Linked DNA regions of Homo sapiens: region 1 is linked to region 2. A link is an interaction called in ENCODE POLR2A ChIA-PET data of the cell type or tissue named here. Cell type or tissue: K562. All regions are shown on one strand. Links, peaks and the distances in the headings refer to the core of each region. The heading gives the core; the rest is flanking DNA. Region 1 overlaps SERP2 (stress associated endoplasmic reticulum protein family member 2). Region 2 overlaps TPT1-AS1 (TPT1 antisense RNA 1).

Region 1 (4,392 bases), core at 148-4,147, 970 kb before region 2:
GTAAAAAGTCTACAGGACCCCTTTCTTATAGACAGTTGTGGGTCACTGCCATCACTTGCCTCCTGCTTCTCAGCTTCTCTCCTGTGGCTTCCTCCTCCTCTGCATGTGCCTTTCATGCCTGCCATCCTAGTAAGAGCAAGATAATGAAAAGGAAGGAATGAGGACTGGGAGAGTAGTGAGGGGACACAGTCCAGGCACCCAGAGACCCCTGGCATAAACACGCACTCAGGGAATGCCACCCCTCACTGCAAAGCCAGATGGGAGCAACAGACCTCCCGGGGCTGCCCCACGCCCCCCAGATCTGAGCGCACCCAAGCCCTGTTCTGTCTTAGGCACTTGGTGGAAACCTCTAATACATTGTCCTGGTGAGAGGGAGTTTGGGGAGGTTATCTAAATACATCCTTTTCAGAATAAGCAAATTTCTACTTTCCATGATTGCAAAAGTTGTCTTAGGCAAGGGACTGCTTTGAAAACTGACCAACTGGCACTCAGAATAGGAGGCCTCTGAAGGGAGGATAGTTTCAGGATCTGCCAGATGTCAGTTTTGAGCCTAGATTCACTTTTGTCAGCTGAATGACCTTGGACAAGGTATTTACTCTTGGTATTGATTCCCTTATCAAGAAAATGGGGATAATGAGCAGCCCTCCCAAGGTGTCCTGGCATTGAGCAGCTCTGGGGATCTAAGTACAGGCCCATAGCAAGCCCAAAGCCTGCAGCTACAGTCACCACCACCTCTGTCCTTGTAGCCCTCATGGGAAACAGGGGCACCACGGGACCATCGGTTGTGCTGTGGGGTGCTTCAACTCCCACATGCCTTTCATCCTTCCCGGCTGCATGTTCAGTTGCAGACTCGACCTCTCACACTGGTCTCAATCTATCAGCAAGCCATGAGCCCTGCCTCTTCACTCCACGGATGAGTGGGAGCAGTGTAAGTGATAACACTTTGGATGCATGAGGCTGTTTTCCCATGTGATAAAGCGTCAAGTCTTCCCCACAGAGGGAGAAGGAACACCAATATGCAGACCACAATCAATGAACAGCAGTTTGTCCTTTAATTTGAATGTCAGGAAAAAAAAAATGTGAGTTTCATTTCCTTAAAGCAACCCCAATCCACCACTCTTTTGCTGTAAAAGTTATCTTTATGAGATACAAAAGCTTTGGGAATAGTATATTCTTCTGAGACACGGTATTATCCAATTAGAACATCTCAGGGCTGTATCTTGTTTCATTTTGTTTAATTTGATAACCAGTGTTTTTTTTCTTTTTTGAGACAGTCTCACTGTTGCCCAGGCTGGAGTGCATTGGCACCATCTTAGCTCACTGCAGCCTCCACCTCCTGGGTTCAAGTGATTCTCCTGTCTCAGCTTCCCAAGTAGCTGGGATTACAGGCATGCGCCACCATGCCCAGCTAATTTTTGTATTTTTAGTAGAGACAGGGTTTCACCCTGTTGTTGAGGCTGGTCTCAAACTCCTGGCCTCAAGTGATCGGCCCTCCTCAGCCTCCCAAAGTGCTGGATTACAGGCGTGAGCCACCACACCCAGACGGCTTTGTTAATATATAGATTATTTAAGAAATCAAAAATCCATTTCTTAATCAATACCTGTTATGGGTCTGCTCAGATTATTAACCCAAATAGGCCAGAAACTTCTTGTCAAACCTTAGCCTGGGATTTTGTTTTGCTTGAGTCTGTTTAACTGGCTGGATTTGCCTCTACTTGATCTACTAGGACCCAGATCCACATCGAAGGCCAAGGGATTTCAGTGCCCTCATAAGAGACTTTGCCCTTTTTTTCTCTCCCCTTTTAATACAAGTATTATCTTCCATTTCTGCAGGCAGTGGGGCCTCTTTCCAGATAAGCAGCTCATCCTGGCTCTGCCAGTCCCGGGTTTTGAAACCTGCCTCTTTGGAGAGCTGTTTGAAAGCTTCTGAAGAATGCTTGCTTTTATCTCAAGACTCAGAGGCAAGCATTAGCTGGAATGTCTGTCTGAGACCGTTCCCCACAAAGATACTGTCACACAGATAGGTCAACTGCTATCTTCTCAAGGCACTTGCAGACTTGACATGCTTCCCCAGCCCATTCATGGACCTAGTCACTGCTGTTTGTGCCCAGAGCCCTCTCCTCTGGGCGTTTTCTTTTCCTTTTGTCCCCAGCTCTTGTATGAGCCTTACTGAGAAGGACTCCCGGGCTATACCAATGCTTAGTGGGAAAGTGGGCTGCAGTTGATTGGTAATGTCTGTCCTGAACACAATATGGCTGGCAGGGCCACGTTCTCATCTTTGCTGTCCTTAGCCTAAACTTTTTATAAGGTTATTGCCACGGTATTCACAAGACAGCTGTCTTCGGCATTTCCAGCTTTCCTCTTTGACCAGAATGCCTCCTGGACTTGGTGAAATGAGGTCTTTTCCTTAATATGCTACCTGTTTGGATAATTTTATTTAGAGTCAGCCTATACATGTTTCTTGTGGTCTCACAGTATTATTTACCTTTTCTGAGCTCTGGGTGTGATACCCTACATTGACAGGATGCAGCAATCTGAGATGCCACTCTTTGCAATACGGTTGTATTTCTCTCTGTCCTGATGTCTCAGTGATAATTTCAGGCAGCATCAATGGAGTCACCATCTAATTCCCATCATCCTTTGACTCTCAGAGGGAAACTCTTAAATACCAGCCATGCCCCAGTTCCATCCCTCAGACTATTTCTCCCTCATGTATTCCTAATTTCAATTTTATTTCTCTACTCTTTCTCTGGCCAACCCTGATATTCATTTCCTAATTAGAGATTATGAGAATTTTAATGGTGACCAAAGCCTGGCTATTCTTGAAACTGACAAACGTTTATTCCCATCAAAGGGAAACCTCTGGGGTAACAGGATTAACTAGTGACTGTTATTTTCTTCACTGTTTCCTATAGTTTCCAAATTTGTCAATCAGCATATATTACTTTTATAAGCAGAAAAAAATGTGTTTAAAAAAAATCTAGACTAGTGGTTTTTGGTCTTTTTTTTTTTTTAAGCTGCAGAACTTTGTTCAAATCTTAGAGGGAAATAAATGAAACAGCAGCTGTTCTGGTTGAAGTGAAGTCTGTGTATGTTTCTGTTTGCATTTGTGTGTGTGTGTTTGTATATGTGGGTTTTTTTGTGTGTGTGTTTGTTTCCATGTATGTGTATTTGTGAATGTGTATGTGTTAGTGTGTTCATGAATGTGTATGTATATGCATGCATATGCATGCTTGCATGTCTGTGTGTATGTACAGTATATCTCCCTATGTTGCTGGATATTATGACTTTCTCATCGCCAGAGGGGAGCACACATCTAGACTCTCTTTGCCCATCAAATAGGAAATTGTGCCTGGCTCCAGGGCTGGCCTCTGTTATTGCAGAGTTAATGCCTTTCAACAAAGAGCCTGTGAGGTTTATCAGGCACCATCCGTTGGGAGTCGCTCTGCCATTTCTGTGCAGGGACATTCCTTTCGTCTGTCAGTTAACAGGCGGCACTTTCCCCCTGTATTCTCCAGGGCCTCTGCCTGCTGCGGGTTGCGGGAGGGGAGTGAGATCATGTCACAGACAGGTCCTTTTTCAGGACAGCCTTTTCAGAACAGATGTGAAGAAGTGATTCTCTGAGATGTCCTTGGCAGGGCCTGAATCCTCCCATTCTCCCAGCCTTGTGTTTTGGATGGTCCAGGTCTCTCCCTGTATGAATGTGCTGGAGGCCTCTCCATTTCTGGAAGGGCCACACCCAAACTTTCCCCAGGACTGGCTGTTCTGTTAAGGATGGTGAGGAAGAAGAAAAGTACAAGTCATACACATGCCAGGGACATATGGGAGGCCAAAGAGACACTCTTTTCAGTGCTCTCTCCTCCCACTCCCTGTGTGGCCACAAGTTTTGTGGCAAAATGTCTTTGAGCCCAAAGGTTGAGGAGCCAGAATGAAGCCTTTTGCAACAACTAAGAAACGTTTCTTTGTGAAATGTTAGGTGCTCTCTGAAATCTTTTGGGGACACAAAATTTGAGGAAGGTCTGTATTTTGTGGCGTATTGGGTGAAAGCCACCACATTAGCATGTGCACATGCCATAGGGAGGAAGTTAACATGGTTGCTAAGAGCTACAACTTCAGGGCCAGACTTTGTGTATTTGAAACCACCTACTAGCTATGTAGCCTTGTCTAAGATACTTACACCGACTCTAAGACTCAGTTCTTCTCTTCTTAAAAGAGGATGGTACTGGTTCCTAACTCCTGAGACTCTCAGGACTATTAATCCTGAGGATTAACTGAGACAATGCATGTGGAATGTTTAGTGGAGTGACAGTATTGGCTTTATAAGTGTTTGCTGTTCTTGTAATTATGTTTATGGTCTTGCTCACCCTGCCTTCCCAACTCTCCACCTCCCTG
Region 2 (4,392 bases), core at 176-4,175:
GGTTTTCATCCTCCTCTTGCCTCAACCTCAAAGACTCTTCCCAGCTCAAGAACTGGGGGCCACCCTTGATAAAGCTTTATCTGGCCCCTGATGTATTCTCATCTCCCCAGCTACCTTGGCCTAGATCTGCAGAAATCCCTTTCCTTTTCTTTCTGTAAAGCAAAAGCTGAAAATTTTCAAAAATAACATGACCAGAGAACAAAAGAAAATCAAGTACAGAGAAAACACTGTAGCATGAAAACAAACGTATGGATTTTGCATGAATTTCAAAACAGATTTTACAACTTTCTCATCCTAATGGATGTAAGGTATAGCTACAGGTTTGGCTAATGGAAATTTCAGGGCACCTGCTCTTTCCCCTTAAAGCTATCAGGGTGGAGTGCCAAGCTCACTCTTGACCATGTGGATTTGGGTGGGCATGGAGAGAGGCATGCTGGGAGATTCAGGCCCTCCCCAAATCACCTTCCATGTGCAGTCTGCCAAGGCCACGTTGCTGACTGGGGTCAAGACAGCCTACAGCTGCCTTGTTCCTGAGGCCATGGCCGGATAAGGAAGCCAGCTTCCAGTCCAGCCCTTCCGATTCCTCGCCACACTTCAAGCTTATGGCTCTGATTGCCACTTCTTCCTGGAAGGCTCAGATATAACTTCTGAAAGTCGTGTTTTCACCAGGACCTCTTTTCCTGTGTCTCCTTCACTTGCTCAAAGGAAGCAGATGTCCTGTGGTTTCTCCCTGTAAGCAAAGATTAGTTTCTTCACCAGTTCTGGTCAACTAGAACCTGGCCCTTACCTTCCCGGTAGTCATGGAGCCTGTGGTTTGGCTGGCTCCGCACAGGGTTAACAAATGCCTCTTGGGGAAGACAGTGTGGTCTGGTGGAAAGAACCACCACTTACTAGCTACATGACTACTAAGCCTGCAAGCCTCTGTTTCCTCACCTGTAGAATGGGGTGTGACTTTCACAGTAGTTGTGAGGAGTGACTGAAGTCAAGCATATAAAAGCAACAAGAAGGGACAGGTGTGGTGGCTCACGCCTGTAATCCCAGTACTTTGAGAGGCTGAGGCAGGCAGATCACCTGAGGTCAGGAGTTCGAGACCAGCCTGGCCAACATAGTGAAACCCTGTCTCTACTAAAAATACAAAAATTAGGCGTGGTGGTGTGGGTCTGTAATCCCAGCTACTAGGGAGGCTGAGGCAGGAGAATTGCTTGAACCCGGGAGGCGGAGGTTGCAGTGAGCCGAGATCACACCACTGCACTCCAGCCTGGGCGACAAAGTGAGACTCTGTCTCAAAAAGAAAAACAGACAATTTTTTATAGCAATGGGACATCATCTCACAAGGCATTTGTTTCACTAAGAGAGGAATTTTGAGACACATGGTATTTCCAAAGCACTTTCTGGCCAAGGAGCTCAAATGACCGTACGGATATTCTTAAGGAATGAGAATTACCACTTCCTTTCCTGGCAGCTTTCTTTTTTTTATTATTTTTTTTTGAGACGGAGTCTCGCTCTGTTGCCCAGGCTGGAGTGCAGTGGCGTGACCTCGGCTCACTGCAACCTCTGCCTCCCAGGTTCAAGCAGTTCTCCTGCCCCAGCCTCCTGAGTAGCTGGGATTACAGGCACACTTTTCGCTGGGTGCGGCGGCTCACGCCTGTAATCTCAGCACTTTGGGTGGCTGAGGTGGATGGATCATTTGAACCCAGGAGTTCGAGATCAGCCTGGGCAACATGGCAAGACCCCATCTCCACAATAAATATAAAAATTAACGAAGCATGGTGGCACACACCTGTAGTCCAAGCTACTCGGGAGGCTGAGGTGGGAGGATCACTTGAGCCTGAGAGGTGGAGGTTGCAGTGAGCCGAGACTGTACCACTGCACTCTAGCCCGGGCAACAGAGTGAGACCCTGTCACACAAACAAAACAAAACAAAACAAAACAAACAAAAAAACAAAAAACGACTCCACCCCTGCCTGTTGCCCTCTTCCCAGAATATATGGGACTTCACACCACACACACACACACACACACACACACACCAGTTTGGCCACTCATCAAGGAATACATCAAACAAACACTTTTACAGCTGATTGCTTTACAGGATCATAATTTTAATTTCTCAGAGATCTCATTTAGTTTTCTCTACCAGTGATACCTATGACAGTTTCTATTATCAGAATGTCCTGACTTTAAGCATCAGGGCCCTAACTCAAGTCACCAGAGGCAGCTTGAAGAGGACCTCTGCCTTGGCATGCTGTATGAATGTTTGTGTCCTTAGGGCTGGCCGAGCAGGGCTCAACCTGGGCACTTTAAAAACATGGTATCTGGCCTGAATTCATGGCCAAGGATATTTGTAAAATGATGTGCTTCTCATTGGGAATAGAAGGCACATTAAGGTTGGAGGCAGAGGAGAATGGAAAGCACAGTTCCTATGTTAGCTCAGACAGGAAATGATGGACATTCAATTCCATAAGCCCAGCGTGTGACAGCATTCTGAAATAGATTGCCTTCAAGTTTCTTTTTTTTTTTTTTTTTTTTTTTGAGACTGAGTCTCGCTCTGTCGCCCAGGCTGGAGTACAGTGGCACGATCTCGGCTCACTACAAGCTCCGCCTCCTGGGTTCACGCCACTTTCCTGCCTCAGCCTCCCGAGTAGCTGGGACTACAGGCGCCCGCCACCACGCCCAGCTAATTTTTTGTATTTTTTTTAGTAGAGACGGGGTTTCACCATGTTGTCCAGGATGGTCTCGATCTCCTGACCTCGTGATCCGCCCGCCTCGGCCTCCCAAAGTGCTGGGATTACAGGCGTGAGCCACCGCGCCCGGCCCAAGTTTCTTGATTTTATCTGGATCTTACACCACTTTGAGAATCTGATAAAATATATTGACCTTTTCCTCAGAAAAATGCATATATCCACAAAATTTTGCATATGATATTAAGTGTTTATGAACCTGGCCTGGCTAACTTTGTATTTTTAGTAGAGACGGGGTTTCAACATGTGGGCCAGGCTGGTCTCAAACTCCTGACCTCAGGTGATCCACCTGCCTCGGCCTCCCAAAGTGCTGGGATTACAGGCATGAGACACTGTGCCCAGCCAAGATTCAGTTCTTAGAATGAACCAAAGTGCTCTTTGTCCTGTTTGCTGTCTTGGCATTTCCACTGATGTTAAATCTCAAGAGGTGAAATCTGCACACAAATACTCACTGTCACTCAGGAGGACGCAGCTCAGGAGGTAAGGTGGACATCACTGAGTTGGTACAGGTCTTACATGCAAGACAGAAGCCGTGTTCTGGAGATTTGCTGCTCTTCTTTGGTGTTAAGCCTCTTGCTTTATTAAACAACTAAGTCATGATGAACCATTGGAAGGAGCTGCGCTGTTTCCAGTTTGTCTGGAGGACATATTAAAAGACTAGTTTCTGGAATACATTTGTGTAACTTAATTTTGTTGATGTTTTCTTATTTGATGTCTAGTAATACTTTTTTTTTTTTTTTTTTTTTTTGAGATGGAGTTTTGCTCTTGTTGCCCAGGCTGGAGTGCAATGGCAAGATCTCAGCTCACCACAACCTCTGCCTTCTTTTTTCTTCTGTTTTTAAAACTTGTGGTAAAATCTAGATAACAAAAAGTTTGCCATTTTAACCATTTTTAAGTGGACAGTTCAGTGGCATTAGTTACATTCCCAATGTTGTGTAACCACCACTATTATCCATTTCCAGAAGGTTTTCATCACCCGAAACAGAAACTCTGTACCCATTAAATAGTAACTCCCCATTCTACCCTTCTCTCCCTCCATAACCTCTGTTTTACCTTCTGCATCCATCAAGTTGCCTGTTATAGATAATTCACATAGAATCATTCAGTATTTGTTTCTTTTTGTATCACGTATCAAAATTTCCTTTTTTTTTTTTTGCTTTTGAGACAGTCTTGCTTTGTCGCCCAGGCTGGAGTGCAGGTGCACAACCATGGCTCACTGCAGCCCTCACCTCTCCTGCTCGAGAGTTCCTCCCACCTCAGCCATCTGAGTAGCTGGGACTACATGTGTGCGCCACCATACCCAACTAATTTTTTGGTTTTTTTTGTACATACGGGGTTTTGCCATGTGGCCCAGGGTGGTCTCGAACTCCTGGGCTGAAGTGATCCACCCACCTTGGTCTCCCAAAGTGTTGGGATTACAAGCATGAGCCACTGCGCTGGAATGCAATGACACGATCTCAGCTCACTGCAACCTCTGCCTCTCGGGTTCAAGTGATTCTCCTGCCTCAGCCTCCCAAGTAGCTGGGAGTAGAGCCATGCGCCACCACGCCCGGCTAATTTTTGTATTTTTAGTAGAGACGGGGTTTCGCCATGTTGGTCAGGCTGATCTCGATCTCCTGACCTCAGGTGATCACCTGCCTCAGCCTCCCAA

Evidence for each region. ChIA-PET counts read pairs that join two places held together with the same protein. Peaks named below come from ENCODE experiments on the same cell type or tissue, not always from the same donor. Only the 100,000 strongest peaks of a DNase experiment are listed, where the experiment ranks them.
Region 1: POLR2A ChIA-PET joins it to region 2 with 5 read pairs; 2 of 35 experiments call an interaction of 5 or more read pairs at or near these places.

What each region holds. Positions count from the first base shown.
Region 1 is chr13:44,385,139-44,389,530 of GRCh38, forward strand. The region is part of intron 2 of SERP2 (stress associated endoplasmic reticulum protein family member 2); the gene reads left to right. Among named protein-coding and RNA genes, the nearest start is that of SERP2, 14 kb to the left of the region's middle. In K562, for the core only: a CTCF peak has its summit at 3,460; DNase peaks (open chromatin) are centred at 2,043 and 3,513; H3K4me3 peaks cover 361 bases.
Region 2 is chr13:45,356,649-45,361,040 of GRCh38, forward strand. The region is part of intron 3 of TPT1-AS1 (TPT1 antisense RNA 1); the gene reads left to right. Among named protein-coding and RNA genes, the nearest start is that of TPT1-AS1, 18 kb to the left of the region's middle. In K562, for the core only: no CTCF peak of the experiment used is centred there; no DNase peak of the experiment used is centred there.